Linked DNA regions of Mus musculus: region 2 is linked to region 1. The links are chromatin loops, found by intact Hi-C in ENCODE. Cell type or tissue: heart. All regions are shown on one strand.

Region 1 (8,000 bases):
ATCAATCTCTCCAGCCCCTCTTTTTTTTTTTTTTTAACTTTTTATTTGGAGAGAGGGGCTAAATTATTCAGCCTAGCTACTTAGCTGGGATTGCAAATGTGACGCCCAGACCCAGCAAATGTTTTTCAGTTATCAAATTAGCAACAAACAAACAAACAAACCAGCCAACCAAGTTTTCAGAAGAGTGTCCACAGCTGTCTCTGCTCTGCTGGCATGGCTGTAAAGTGGTGCATTATTGTTGGAGAAAGAACTGTAAATGTCCATTAGAACTCAATGCTTACCGGCCATTTGATCAAATTAGTGTCATCTCTGGGGATTTATTTTTATGGAAATCCTAGCAAAAGTGAGCAAAGATAAACGCAGAGTTGTTGCTGGGCATAATGAAAGGCCAAAGGCGGCCGGGCAGATTTCTGAGCGGATTTCTGAGTTCGAGGCCAGCCTGGTCTACAAAGTGAGTTCCAGGACAGCCAGGACTATATAGAGAAACCCTGTCTCGAAAAACCAAAAAAAAAAAAGAAAGAAAGGCCAAAGGCTCCTAGGAGCCCGAGCAGGACTGGGCAGGGATTAAGTTCGAGCACCCGAGCACCACCACACCAGGCATGGCCTACACTTGTAATCCCAAGATTTGAGAGGCTTGTGATAGGAAGGAAGAGTGCTGTGGGTTCGAGGCCAGTCTATACTACATGGTAAGTTCCAGGCCAACCAACCTGGGCTATAGAATAAGATCCTGTATCAAACACACACATACACAGATACACACACACACACACAAAGTGACTAAGTGAGCTTGCCCACCAGGCTGATGGGGAAGCCTGGCTATGAAATTGATTTGAGGAAGGCAGAAAGCTGGCTAGCAATAGTTAGTGGAAGGCTGGCAGGAGAAAGAGTGGATTCAGCACAGCAGCTTACCAGATGGTCTCTTTCTCTTTTAATTAATCTATTCTATGTGTGTGGTTTGTGGGTATTTATTTATTTATTGAGACAGGGTTTCTCTGTGTAGCTCTGGCTGTCCTGGAACTCACTCTGTAGACCAGGCTAGCCTCAAACTTGGATAGCTGTCTGTCTCTGACTTCTGAGTGCTAGAATTAAGGTGTGTGACACCATCTCCTGGCTTATGTATGGGTGTTTTGTTTACATGTATGTCATCTGTGTACCATGTGTATGCCTGGTGTTTGTGGAGGCCAAAAGAGGACATTGGATCCCCTAATTGGAGTTAGAGATGGCTATGAGATACCATGTAGTATCTTCCTATGGAAGAGCAGCCAGTGCTCAGAACCACTGAGCCATCCTTCCAGTATCCTTATCAGATGATTTCTTTGAGGAAGAGAAGGACTGGGGGGTGGGGGGGGCAGAGTCTTTCCAGGGGGAGATAGATGCAGAGGAGGATGGGTGCAGGGGGAGGTGGGTGCAGGGGAAGGTGGGCACAGGGGGAGGTGGTGCAGGAGGGAATGGGTGCAGGGGGGATGGGCACAGGGGAAGGTGGGCACAGGGGGAGGTGGGTGCAGGGGGAAGGTGGTTGCAGGAGGAGGTGAGTTCAGAGGGGATGGGTGCAGGGGGGATGGGTGCAGGGGGAGGTGGGTCCAGGGGGAGGTGGGTGCAGGGAAGATGGGTGCAGGGGGGATGGGTACAGGGGGAGGTTGGTGCAGGGAGAGGTAGGTGCAGGGGAGGTGGGTGCAAGGGGAGATGGAGATGGGTGCAGGGGGGTGGCTTCAGGGGACCCCATGTTCCCATATTCCATCCTGGATACTGTTGCTGCTGACATCTGCTGGAATTTGCTTCATGGTGGAGATAACAAGAGACAGAAATCAGAAATCATACTGTGAGGAACTTGTGTGCTCCTCTGTCCCCAGTGCAAGGGGTCTGGCACAGAGTGGGAGCTCACTGAATACTTGAGAAAGAAAGAAGCAAAAAGGCAAAGGAGAGAGTAGAAAGGAAGGAGATGGCTCAAGGACCTTGGTGTCAGGATGCTTTGAGGGAGGCCTTTCAGGGGTGCTTCCTACTATGCCACCCCACCACTCTTCAGGTTTGCACACTCCTATGTGTACAGCAGGTTGGGGAGGGGTGCAGAGAGAAGGTTGTACCAGTTCAGTGGTTCAGACCTGGAGCCCCAGAACTCTAGGGAATGCCCAAGATAGAAACATGTACCAGGAGCTATTTCAGTCTTTCTAAATGCATGGAACAAACTAGCTAGCATTTGCTCAGGGGATGGTAGGCTGGGTATCTTTGGGGCCAGAATTACATCGTTCCTGGGACAGAAGAAAGCATGTGGCTCGTGTTTGTTGGCAGGGAGGACTAGCTTAGGGTAGACATCATCTGGAGATGCGCTTTTAGGGAACGGGTTTAGCCTCTTTTGGTGAAAGTTCCTTCAGTAAAATGAGGGCCATAAGAGCACCCCATTTATGGTGGTCACTGGAACAACTTGTCTACATGGAGTGCTTGGCGGCGAGCCTGGTAGGCCGAAGCAGCTAGTAGTTACTATCATTATTAATTCAGAGTAGGAAGTCTGGACATCCCGTGATAATCAAAAACTCTGATTGGAGCTCCATAGGTATTGATTAATAAGTAGTGGAAATGAATGAATTATTAATTATGGGCAGCTTGTTTGGAAGACAGGTTTCAAAGTCAGAAAGCTGCCTAGAGAAAAGTCCAGAGCTAGCAGGAGGAAGGCCAAGCCTTTTGTGAGGACCCCTGGATCTGGTGTTTTCCAGGATCTTCTCTCTCTCTCTCTCTCTCTCTCTCTCTCTCTCTCTCTCTCTCTCTCTCTCCATCCATCTTGGAACAATATCTTCTAAGCTTGAAGACCCATCTCTTGCCTCTTTGTTAGTTCCTAGGGTACTTCCCCTGGCCCTTGTTCTGCTCCATAGGCCTTGGAAGATTCTGTTGCAGCTCTCGATACACGGTGCTGTGAGTTTTTGAACCAACGACTCACAATCGCTCCTGCATGTACATCACTGTGAGCCCCCAGCTCACCCCTACCTCCCAGATCAGTAGGCTCTGGGTCTGTATTTCTCATATACTCTTAAGGATCCCTGAATCTGCTGGCTCCAGGAACCCACTTTGAAACCCACTGGAAACCATCGGTTTCCTGTGCTTCCCACAGCACCTATCTTCCCAGCTCCAAGAACTCCACGCCTCAATGGTTATTACATAGAAAAATGAAACTCAGCTGAGCCCATGCAAATCTGTACAAAGATTGCCCAAGGGCCTGTGTGCTGAGTTCCTGTTGGCTCACCTTTCCCTCTCCTGGCCCCTAAAGAGTTTCCAAGGGTACGCTTTGCTTCCTTTTAGAGCTGAAGAGAGCCCAAGAAGCTGCCTGGTTTGTTCAGGGCTCCTGGGAGGCATACTAAACCGGCAATTATGAGCAGCTAGAAGCAGGAGTCTGAGTGTATCCGGAAGTGCCTGTGTCTTAGGTTATAGCACCCTCTGGTGCCAAGAGCTCAGGTCAGCACTTGGCACTAGTAAGGCAGGTGAAAGAGGGTTGGTAAGGGAGCCCCTAGCTGACCTCCCAGCCTCCTGCTTTTCCCTCTTGACCTCACCCATGTTACCACCCAGCCTTGGCTACACTTCATTTGCCCCTCCCTTAGTTTAAGCCCTACCTGTGTCTTTCCGCCGCCTCTGAGACAAAGGACTTCTGTCAATGTCCCTAGGTATTTACTGGCTGGGGGCACTTCTGTTTGCCACCTTGGTGGCACAAAAGTACCTGCTTGAAGACTCTGATCCTTCCTGAGGGCATGAGGTTTTTGGAGGTCCTGACTCAATTTGGGTATCTCTATACATGGCTTACGGAATCTAAAAAGGCTATTTATCCTCTGTAAAACAAACTAGAGTCTCCAGTACCATTCATTAGACACTGACCCTACTGCAGGGTGTACAGGGGAGGGATGATAAAGGAGACAAAGGTCTTAGCGTCTGAGTGCCTGCTCTGGTGGGCAGGAAGGTAAGAAGCAGGATATATTACATCCTGGTCAGCAGTGGTGAGTGCAGGCAAGGAACAGAGGCCAGAGATGAGGCCATCCCAGGCAGTGCTGTTAAGGGAATCCTCACCGGTGAAGTGAGATTTGGGTAAAGACCCAGACAAGAACCTCTCACGGGCATCAGGGGAAGCCATTGCAAAGACCCTGCAAGTTTCACTTCCTCAAGGGCCAGCAGGAAGGCCAGCGGCTTAGAGGCAGGAGGCTGAAGTGAGGATTCTTTGTGAGGATTCTAAAGTGAAAGCTCCTTTAGGGGTGGTAATGGGGGCTTTGGGGAAGGCAAACAAACTGTTGTGTAATGTAAATAAAATCCTGCTGAGAGTTCCCAAAGGGCAGCTTGAGAACTTAAGTTCAAACAGGGTTGTCCACAGCAGGGTTAGGAGACTCACTAACTCCTGCCCATCAGCCCCTGGTGTCGGCCCCTCCCAGGGACTCAAGGCCTCTTGGGCACTGGCAGTCGGCAGAAAAGGCACACACAGAATGAGGGGAAGGGGAAAGGGAGGCTCCAGGTTAACACATCTACTCTAGTTAAGGAGGCAGAATCAAAGGTCTACTCACCTCAGGAGGGGAGAACAGAGGTCTTAGAAGCAGCTCAGGAGTCAACATCTGACTTCTCTCAAAGAGGCAACAGGCAGATTCGCAGACAGGTCGTTAGGGAATGTGTGCTGGAGGTCTCTGAGAAAGCAGGCACTGTCCTAATAGAGGCATTACATCTTCCGCCTTGCTGTTCCTCTCTTGCCTGGAATGTGAACCTGGGGCCTGAGGTAATGTAGTCATCTTGTAACCAGGAGGTCAGGAGGAGGTGAATTTCAAAAGAGAAGTTTCCTGTTAAGCCCGGCAAAGCAGAGAAACAGAAGACTCAAGCTCCTCATGGAGTTCTGTGACAGCACCAGCCTGGGATGCCTAGCTCTAGACTCTGTGTGTGTGTGTGTGTGTGTGTGTGTGTGTGTGTGTGTGTGTGTGTGTGTGTAAAAGTCATAACCACCTATTTGATGAAGATATTGGCTTCGGGGTATACTCCCTCCAAAGAGCGTATGTCTGTCTACCGGCTTCCCACCTGAAATAATGACCTGCTCACATTTAGCCACTGGATAGTATAAGTCTTCCTCAAGTTTGCCAATCCTCTATGTGAAAAGGTCTATTTTGCTTTACTGAGCAATTGTTTAGTTATGAAGGGTTTTGTTGTTGTGATTGTTTGTAGTGTGTGTGAGAGAGAGACAGAGACAGACAGACAGAGAGAGCGAGAGTGAGAGCGAGAGAGAGAGAGAGAGAGAGAGAGAGAGAGAGTCTTAACTTTGAACTTCCAACCTTCCTGTCTCTATCTCTCCTGTTTTTGGGAACTATGTATCACCACCCTGAGTTTATGTGATGCCAGGGGTGGGAGGGGCCAGGGTGGGTCTGGGTTCTGGGTGCATGCACAACCTTCACTCTGAGCCACATTCTCAGCCTCCCACTAAATTTTATTCATTCCTTAATTCAATAATTAATTTGTGGGACTGGGTGTGGTGGCACACACCTTTAGTCCCAGCGCTGGGGAGGCACAGGCAAGTGCCCTTAAACTCTACAAGTTCAAGGCCAGGTTGGTCTACAGAGTGAGTTTCAGGCCAGCCAGGAATACACAGAGAGACCTTGTTTCAAAACAAACTAAAGATAGCATCTTGATAAGTTTGAACTCACTATGGCAACCCTGACTTCAAACTGGTTTCAAACTTGTGACTCTCCTGCTTCAGTCTCCAGACTAGTAGAGTTATAAGTGTTCATCTCTACTCCTTGCTTCTTGAACATTGGAATGTTTTTTGGATATTTGTTTATGTGATCTGTGTGTTTCTGGGCCCCATTTATTGTTATGCAGAGGTACAAGAAAGAAAGAAAGAAAGAAAGAAAGAAAGAAGGAAAGAAAGAAAGAAAGAAAGAAAGAAAGAGAAAGGAAAAGGAAAGGAAAGAAGAGAAAAGGAGAGGAGAGAGGAGAGAAGAGAAGAGAAGAGAAGAGAAGAGAAGAGAAGAGAAGAGAAGAGAAGAGAAGAGAAGAGAAGAGAAGAGAAGAGAAGAGAAGAGAAGAGAAGAGAGGCGAGGCTGTGGACATTTCTGCAGTTATTGAACCTGCAGTTTAACTTAGCACAGTTTCTTCTTATTTGGCTACAGTGCATGCTTTGTTCTGGAATCCCAATTTCCATTAATTAGGACACAGCTTTCTACTGAGTGGGCCATGAATGAGCCAGAGGCACACTGGTCTATTCAACTCCTGGAGATTTGCCACAGATGGGAATATATTTAGGTAGTATGAGATGGCTCTCTCTAGAAACACACTGAGTTTGAGTTCAGTATTGATCATTTTAGCATTTTGGTTTTACTCAAAACCTGCTTCTGGGAAGCCTCTGTCATGATCATGAGCACACCCCTTACACCTCTGTCACACAGCAGACTGTCCAGGTGGTTGGCTGATCTGGTCCCCTGCAACAGTTTGTAAGTTAGTGTAAGACACTGGCATTCAAGCTGGGCAGAGTGGCTCACACAAAGAGTTCCAGGCCAGCCAGGACTACAAAGAGAAATACTGTCTCAAAATAACAACAGCAACAAAAAGTTCAGCTTTCAGAGATATTGCCAATGGTGGTTTTAGTTTTTCAGATTTTCTTTTCTTTTTTTCTTTTTCTTTTGACTTTGTGGTTATTCTAGAAATACTATAGAATTTAATTAATTGCAGAAATCTCTTTTGTTACTTTATAGTCTGTAATAGTACGCCTATTTGCCTTTTGAATGTGGTGCAATACTTTGCTTCAATTTTGACATGATAGAAAGACTTTGCTTTAAAAAAAAACAAAGCAAACCTCTGTCTGTCATCAGCATCAGCAGAGTGTGAAGAGACCAGACAGAGCCACCCTCCACTGCTTCATTCTAAAATGGGTGGACTGTCCAAAGAACAGTTTTTTTTGGGGGGGGGGTGTTGCTGTTGCTTGTTTGTTTGTTTGTTGTTTTTTCTTTTGAGAAAGGGTTTCTCTGTAGTCCCAGCTATCTGGAACTTGCTCTGTAAACCAGGCTGGACTCAAACTCATAGAGATCTGCCTGCCTCTGCCTCCCAAGTGCTAGGATTAAAGGGTGTGCTGGTCTGTGATATCCGTGGGGATTTTGGGGGCTCTAACCTGCCCAGAGTGGCCAAAGAGTTTCACTCTCCAAAGGGGAGGGGGAGTCGGATCAAAGCTCTGGGAAGGTGGGGGTGGGAGACAGGACACTACAGGCTGGCAGGGCACAGCTGGGAGGCAGGGTGAAGCAGGTGGCTAGGAGCCAAGGTGGGGCCACCAAGCTAGAAGTGACTGAACTAGGCTAGAGCGGTTTCCAGCAAGGAAAGCTTCCGGAGAGAATTCTCTTCCCTAAAGATAGATACTCTCATCTTTGATGAAATGACTCGTGCATTTTATTCCTTGTGGATAGGACCTTATATACATTTTGGGGTGGGTTGGTCTTGCGCGCGCTCGACTGGCCAGGAAGAACGATGCTGCAACAGGATCCTTCTGCACATGTTTATTGGGAGAGCTTGATTGTAGAGGCGAGAAGACCCCGAGCCCAGAACTGGTGCTGCTTATATAGGCCTAGGAGAGGCGTGTCTCACATCTGATTGGTTAACTTGTCTCTCATCTTGGCAAAAGAACCTTCACTGCCTATGTATGTGTGGTGGCCAGCAGTAGCCAACTGCCACTCTGCAACTGCCACTCTGCAATGGCTTCCCACAGGTTGAGGTCTAAAGCAGATGCTTTCTATTGTCTTGGTCTGAGATGTTAGGGGTGCCTCATCTGCATGTGAAGGGGCTTCAGGTGTTGCCCCTACATGACTGATTGTCACAGCCCTCAACATGGGGTGTCATGCTCCAGGGTAGGAACCTGGACAGGTGTAGATGGAAGGCCTGCCGTTCTCAGATACGAGAATTACTGGGGTTTCTGAATCTGCTCAACTTTACCAAGTATTCTGTCTGGTGGCACAGTCCACTGCCCCACAGGCATGTGACACCACCACCTGACCCAAAGAACAGTTTTGTCA
Region 2 (8,000 bases), 320 kb before region 1:
CTGCCATGGACTCCTCGGCCAGGTACACTGCTGACCAAAGCAGCAGAGCCCTGAGAGTTGGGGCTGAAACCTCTGATGAGGAAAGCCAAAACAAATCTTCCTACTTTAAAACTGATGATCTCCGTGTTTTGCTACAGCTACAGAAAGCCATCTAGTGCAGTCACTTGAGCTCAATGTAATTCTCTGGAATAGGGTAGAAACAGCTTACTTCTGCTTTCTTAGAAGAGGCCACAGGAGGGACCAGGGTTGCGGCTCAGTTAGCAGATGCTTGCTTAGCCTCCAGCAAAGCCCTGGGTTTAATCTCCAGCATCATGGAAACCCCAAGCACTGTGGTACCTGCACTGGAGAGGCAGGGGCAGGAGGATCAGAAGTACAAGGCCACTGATGACGTCATAGTGAGTTAGAGCCAGCCTGGACTACATGAGACCCTTTCCCAAAATACAAAGCAAAAACAATTCACAGAGCATATGTGTTTAGACTGTAGAATGCCCTAAGTAGTATTTGACATGTAAATTCTAGGCCCTGATTAACCACTCCCACCCACTGAAACCTGTGTCCCCATCATGGGGACATAAATGCAAAGAATTGCTTATTTTATCTATTTTACTTGTATTCTTGTATTCAGTTTTTCCCAGTTTCTCTCATTATTGTTGAAATATGCTTAGCATATAATCTGCCTTTTTTTTTTCCTCAGGGAGATCTGGATCAAATCTTCATTATTTTCAGTGTCCAGGTCACTGGTGTTGGTGTACAGCTGTCTCTGTCTGTAATTCTGTCCATCTCACAAGAACCGAAACTCCCCTGTGGCATCACTTCCTGCTCCTCCCAGGTCCTAGCAAGTCACTTAGTGGGGTCACACTGCTCTTATCTTTTTGTGACTGGCTTACTTTACAGAGTATCCTTAATTCTCATTAGCACAGTCAAATGTGTCAGAACTTCCTGTTTCACAATGGGACAGAATTTTATTCTATGGGAAGCACACATCTGGCTTACCCATTCATCTGTCAATGGGCCCTTGGATTTTGCCCATGTTTTATATATTGTGACTGACACTACTGTGGAACCTGGATGTGCAAATGTCTCCTCGAAACCCCACTTTCAATTGTTTTGGGTATGAACCCAGAAAAAGTGTGGTCCCACGTTCCACCTCACTGCCCGGGTGTGTGAACTCTACTCAGGCAGAAGAACCATAGAACGCTAGGCTGTATTTTACCCTACACCGACAGCAGGTGATGGGCTTGCAGGAAGCTCCAATGCACTGCTCAAGGGGTAGGAGAATGCAGCCTAGGAGGGGACCTCAGCCAAGCTGAGGCTGAACGAAGAGTTGAGGAGTCGGGGGTTCCCAAGCTCCTGGGCATACAAACGGCCCTGGGCCTGTGAAGAGGTCAGGGGGTGGGGAGGGGGTGGGGGTATGGGAGAGGGAACTCAGGTTTAGCTTAGTGGCAACTGTCCAGGATGGAGGAGGGATCTTGTGCTGGAGACTCAGGCTGCAGCTCTGTGCAACAAAGGCTTCCTCCCTCCCTCCCTCCCTCCCTCCCTCCCTCCCTCCCTCCCTCCCTCCCTCCCTCCCTCCCTTCTTGATAAGAGAGGCAGTCCTTGGTTCCATTGATTATTCATCGTGGAGACTAGGGACATACCCTTTCCTCAGGGTGGACCAGAGATTTTGCATACCTTTTGCAGGAAGGAACTTAGTCTGGGAAGGGAAGCTTCATTGGCCAAACCCTCAGGGTCCATCTAGATACCTCATTAGCGTGCAGAACTTTGTGTTTTGTGCTAGGCCACGTTCTTCTGTGTGGAGTTGTGGTCACGTGTTCCAGGCCAGGAATCTGGTCAGGAGTAGGGAACTCCTACTGTCCTCAGGTGGATGCCAGCGGTTCTGAACCCACTCAACCTTACCAAGTTTCCTGGCACAGTCCACTGCCCCACAAAAAAGAATTATTGGACCTTTGGTCTTCTAATATTCTGAGTACCTGCCTGCCATACTCTATTGCTTTCAATTTCCACCCACAAAGCATCAGAGTTCCAATTTCTTTTAGTCCTTATAATGTTTATTGTTTTCCATGCATTGATATTGATAGTGGCCATCTCTATAGGTATGAAGCAGTGTCTCACGGTAACTTTGATTTACATTGCACTAATAATTAGTGGTGTTGGGCAAACACCACTAATTAGTGCACTGGCAAACATATTAGCCTATTTGTGTATCTTTGATTTTTTGGTTTTTTTGTTTTGCCTTTTTGTTGTTGTTGTTGTTGTTCTGTTTGAGACAAGATCTTGCTTATTTATTTATTTTAAGATAGAATTTCGCTGTGTAGCCCTAGCTGATCAGGAACTTACTCTGTAGACCAGGCTGGCCTCAGACTCAGACATCTGCCAGCTGATGCCTCCTGAGTGCTAGGATTAAAGGTGTGTACCACCATGCTCAGCTCCATTTTATTCTCTTGAGACTGGGTCTCTAACTGAACCTGGAACTCACTGGTTTTGGCTAGACTGGCTGGCCAGTAAGCTCCATCTCTCATATGTACAGTGTGTTACATGCGCTGCTTCCCCCATACACATAAGCAAATGTAAGAACATTTTAAAAAGATCTCTAAGGGGGACTGGAGTGACAGCTCAGCAGTTAAGAAACTGGATGCTCTTCTAGAGGGCAACAGTAAAGTATGTGCTGCAAATCTACAGACACAGACAAAATATGTATACACAGAATTGTAAAACTCTCTATGATAGTACCCAGCACTGGGGCACTGGATTATGGGCTGTCAGTCTAATCTTCCACCATATAAAACCACTCAATGCATACACAGCATAGGAGAAATTCAAGATCCCTCTGGGTCACTGACATTTCTCAGACACAGGTAAGGAAGGGACTTTTTATCAACAGTATTCATTTATTAGTATCATTCATTCAGGCACTCATTTTGCAGGGCTGAGGATTGAACCCAGGGCCTTCCATATGCTAGGCCAACATTCCACCATTGAGCTACATCCCTAACCACATGAGATAATTTTATAAAACCTACAAAAAAATATGGTTTTGTTGAAGGGATGATTTAAAAAAACACCCACAACAACAACAAAACCCAGAGTCTTACGTAGCCCAGGCTAGGTCAAACGTGCTATGAAACTCCTGATCTTCCAGCCTCTGCCTCCAGAGTGCTGGGATTACAGGTGTGCACTACCACACTCAGTCAGAGGAGACAATAATATTCTTCTTCTTATTATTATTATTGATACAGGATCTCATTATGTCACCCTGGCTGGCCTGGAACTCTCTCTGCAGATCAGACTGGCCTTGAGTTTGCAGAGACCCTGCCTCTGCTTCCAGAGTGCTGGAATTAAAGGCATATCCCACCACAGCCTGTCTGATATTTTAGGACTAGCCTAGATCTTCATTCCTGGGTCCTGGAAGATATCCTTTACCAATCTATGCAATTTCTAGGCAAACATACAGACATAAAGCAGTCAAGACTGCGAGCCCCCACTCTACCAGCCATACAGGTGACACTAGCTAGTGAGCTATGCTAGGCTTTATTTATAAAGGAGCTGGCGGCCACAGTTTGGCAACCTCTTCACAATCCCCTCTCATAGTTATTATTGGCACAGGTGTTGGTCTCATGTGCAGTTCTCAGTGACTCACTTTCGGCAGTCGGTGGAATCTTCAGCGAGGCCTTTTCTTTGGCAGGTTGCTCCTCCCTACTCCGTGAACATTGATGCTTCAACAGCCAGTTTGCTTTTGAAACTGTCTCACCATGTAGCCCTGGTTGATCTGAAACTTCCTATGACTGGGCTGACCTTAAACTCAGAGATCCACCTTCCCATGTCTCCTGAGTGCTGGGACTAAGGGCAGGAGTCACAGTATCCAACCTTGATAAGCCAGTCTTCTGTCATTGTCCCCTCACACCACATGGGCCTGGGGCTGAACTATGGACACTGTGTGACTGATGATGGCTAAATGTGCTGCTATAGTTTTTTGTTTTTGTTTTTGTTTTTTGTTTTGTCAACTTGACACAAGCTGGAGTCATCTGAGAAGAGGGACTCTCAATTGAGAAGACTCCATTAGATTAGCCTGTAGTTCGTTTTTTGTTTTTTTGTTTTTTTTCCTTTTTGTTTGTTTGTTCTCGTCTACCAAAGCTTCAGTCTTTTCAAATGGCTCCTGGCCAGGAATTCCCCGGGAGCAGGATTTGGAACGGATAGTAGTCTCCATCCTATACCATAGACTCCTGTTTTCAGACAACATTTTGAAAATAGGCATTACGGGGGTATAATTACAGATGTAATGTACTCTTTCTGTTGTTTTGCTTGGGGGAGGGTAGGGTGTGGCTAGGTAACCTAGACTATCCTTGAACACTTGATCCTCATACATCAGTTTCCCAAGTGCTGGAATTACAAGCCTAAGCCACCACACTTAGTTTACTAATTGACGTTCCCCACGCCCCCTGCAAATTAGTCTTGAATGTTCTAAAATTTCATGTAATGAAGGCATTTACCCTTTGTGTAATACCTTTCCTTCAGCACGCACATGTTGTTGTCATTTTGACACTTCATCCCTGCTGTTGCTTTTGCAAGCACAGTAGTGTCCTATGGTTGCCCATCTCAATATGCCACAGGTGGATTTTCCCCCACTGTGGGTAGATGTGACAGTTATACATCTGTTACTTCTTCCAATCTTCCTTCCGTTGCCTGTTCTGTCATAGTTCCTTAAAGGTAGTGGTTTTTAACCTTCCTAAAATTGTGACCCGTTAATAGAGTTCCTCATGTTGTGGTGACCCCCCAACCATAAAATACTTAGGCGACTAACAGATGACGCCCCAAAAAGGGTCGACCCACAGGTTAAGAGCAGCGGCTTCAAGTTTCTTTCAATGAGAGCACGACATTTTGTCAGTAGATGGCGCTGCAGAGCCATTGCAGCAGGAAGGAACTTGCATTTCCTTCTGGTGAGTTGTTTTACTCTCCCCGTCTGTGCCAACAGCACATGCATGGGCTATCTGTTTGTGTTTTGCCCCGACTACATGTCCCCATCACATTAACACCTATAAAGATACAACCCTAGTCCAGAGCCGCCTTGAACAATGCTCCCAATGAGGACACTGCCCATCTCAGCTGGCCCGGACATGGACATTCGTGACTCCTGTGTGCCAAGTCTCAGCTTCTGCTCCAGGGTGCTTCCAACACCAGGTCTTGCACCATTCTGTGTGCAAGTAGGTTCATGACTATTCTGGGCACTCGTGTTTCTTCTACCAAGGCTAGCCTTTGTAGCACAGCCGACTTCTTACATTATCGTACATGTTTGCTAACAGGTTTGCGTCACAGCTTTAGGAAGAGTCCCACCTTCCAATTTGTTTCTTTGGGTATCTTCCTTCAGCTTTAGGATAGTCCTTAGGTCATTTTGAACTCGGGGCCTTGTGCGTGCTAGGCAAGTACTCTACCACTGAAGGATACCAGGCTTTTCCCTCTCCTTTTACATCTTCATAGCTGCTCCAATGCTAAATTGATGTGTTTTTCTTTTGTTATTATCTTTTCTTGAGACAAGGTCTCCTATGTAGCCCAGGCTGGCCATGAACTTACCATGATTCTCCTACATCTACTTTGAAGTGTTTGGATTACAGGCATGAGCCTACTAAACTGGCTGGTTTGTTTTAACATTTCCTTCTTAAGCTGGGCATAGTGAGGTATCCCTGGCCTCAGGTTAAACTACACATTGAGTTCCAAAACAGCTTGGGTCACAGTAAAAACATGTCTTAGAAAGAAAAAAAAAAAAAAACGGAATTAATTATATGATTACTTAATAAAGTCCCTCTTTCAAATTTCTACGTGGTTTCAATATTTGGACTGCACTGTAACAGACAGTTTGTAAGTTTGTTTCCATTTGGGGCTTTCATGAGTGGATAAAGCTGTTTTGGATGTTCTCGCCTTTGGGAAGTTGTCTTGTCTTTTCCTCCTTTCTTTCCTTTCTTTCTTTCTATCTTTCTTTCTTTCTTTCTTTTTTCCTTCCTTCCTTCCTTCCTTCCTTCCTTCCTTTCTTTCTTTCTTTCTTTCTTTCCTTCTTTCCTAGAACACTCCCATGTTATTTATTTTTTTTTTGTTTGTTTGTTTTTGAGAAAAGGTCTCACTGTGATGCTCTGGCTGGTCTGGATCTTTTTTTTTTTTTGTAAAATTTAAAATTTTATTGATTTAAATACACCAGCCATTTATAAAATCATGATAATAATTAAATTACAAAATGAGAAAAAGCAAAAGCAAAATCAGCCCACCAAAAGTATAATGGAGCATAGCAAGCAAAATGTTCAGGATTTTATAAGAACAGATCATGCATGTTACTTAATATTAGCACTGACCATTCATTCAGCTCCAGTTAAATATCATTCAACTCAAGGAAGAGCGTCAACAGATGCATTTCTGGGGAATGTGCTATTGCATGTTAATGACCAAATAGTGAGTACATTATCTATTAATAACAAAAATAATCATTATGGGAAAGCATAGTTTAAGTCCCTAACACAGAGTATGAAGGCTGCTGAGAATCAGGTCATAGGCACATTTGCAGCTGAACTTATGCATTGCGTTGTGCACAGCTGCCCTTCAATTATTTCAACTCTTACCTGTGAGTTGCTTGCTTCTAACTGCGCGCATAATGTACTGCTATTCCCACGGTGTCCAGAGGCTGAGGCCACACCCAGGTAGATACTCTCTCACTTAAAACCAAGAAGTAGAAGAATTTTGGATCTTCCGTTCTTGTGACTTAAAATTAGGACTCGGTTAATTTTTTATTAATCTTAGAACCTATTTTCAAACAAGTTCAATCCCATGTTACTTCCGGTTTTGACAGTAGTTATCCATACATAAGTAGAACTTTCTTCGTTCCGTGTTAGGTGGATTTGGGGTTAAAAATTCATTTTTCCAACCATGTGGAGTGATTAATTGCCATTTCTTTTTGTTTGTTTATTTTGTTTGTAGAACATGATTTTAATATTTTCAACTGCTAATATTCAACAAACTAATTATTTTAAGATATATTTTGTTGTTATGTCTCACTTTTCATTTCTGATTTTATTAATTTGGATCCTGTCTCTGTGCCCTCTGGTTAGTCTGGATAAGGGTTTATCTATCTTGTTGATTTTCTCAAAGAACCAGCTCCTGGTTTTGTGGATTCTTTGAATAGTTCTTTTTGTTTCTATTTGGTTGATTTCAGCCCTGAGTTTGATTACTTCCTGACATCTCTTGGGTGTATTTGCTTTTTTTGTTGTTCTAGAGCTTTCAGGTGTTGCTGTCAAGCTGCTAGTGTAAGCTCTCTTCAGTTTCTATTTGGAGGTGCTTAGAGCTATGAGTTTTCCTCTTACCACTGTTTTCATTGTGTCCCATAAGTTTTGGTATGATGCATCTTCATCATCATTAAATTCTAAAAAGCCTTTAATTTCTTTAGTTCTTCCTTGACCAAGTTATCATTGAGTAGAAAGGTGTTCAGCTTCCATGCGTATGTGTGCTTTCTGTTCTTTTTGTTGGATTTAAGACCAGCCTTAGTCCATGGTGATGTGATAGGTTGCATGGGATTATTTCAAACTTCTTGTATCTGTTGAGGCCTGTTTTGTGACCAGTTATATGGTCAGCTTTGGAGAAGGTACTGTGAAGTGCTGAGAAGAAGGTATATTCTTTTGCTTTATGAAATGTTCTATAAATATCTGTTAGATCCATTTGGCTCATAACTTCTCTGAGTTTCACTGTGTCTCTGTTTAGTTTCTGTCTCCATGATCTGTCCATTGCTGAGACTGGGGTGTTGAAGTCTCCCGCTATTATTCTGTGGGGTGCGATGTGTGCTTTGAGCTTTAGTAAACTTTCTTTTATGAATGTGGGTGCCCTTGCATTTGCAGCATAGATGTTCAGAATTGAGAGTACATCTTGGTAGGTTTTTTTTTCTTTGACCAGTATGAAGTGTCCTTCCTTATCTTTTTTGATAACTTTTGGTTGAAAGTTCAGCTTGTTTCTTGGGACCATTTACTTGGAAA

The links. Hi-C counts contacts between places; a loop is a spot of excess contacts. Peaks named below come from ENCODE experiments on the same cell type or tissue, not always from the same donor. Only the 100,000 strongest peaks of a DNase experiment are listed, where the experiment ranks them.
Region 2: it touches region 1 in a loop (3-fold over the local background); 17 of 42 quality-filtered maps call a loop at or near these places.

What each region holds. Positions count from the first base shown.
Region 1 is chr4:120,585,382-120,593,381 of GRCm38, reverse strand. Gm8439 (predicted gene 8439) reads right to left here and starts at 4,637. Exons shown (of 3, transcript NM_001101603.1): 1 at 4,530-4,637. The coding sequence starts at 4,577. In heart, a CTCF peak has its summit at 3,436 (motif pointing left); a DNase peak (open chromatin) is centred at 3,431; H3K27ac peaks cover 989 bases; H3K27me3 peaks cover 1,272 bases.
Region 2 is chr4:120,906,903-120,914,902 of GRCm38, reverse strand. No RefSeq gene overlaps it. Among named protein-coding and RNA genes, the nearest start is that of Exo5, 14 kb to the left of the region's middle. In heart, CTCF peaks have their summits at 4,680 and 4,883 (motif pointing right); no DNase peak of the experiment used is centred here.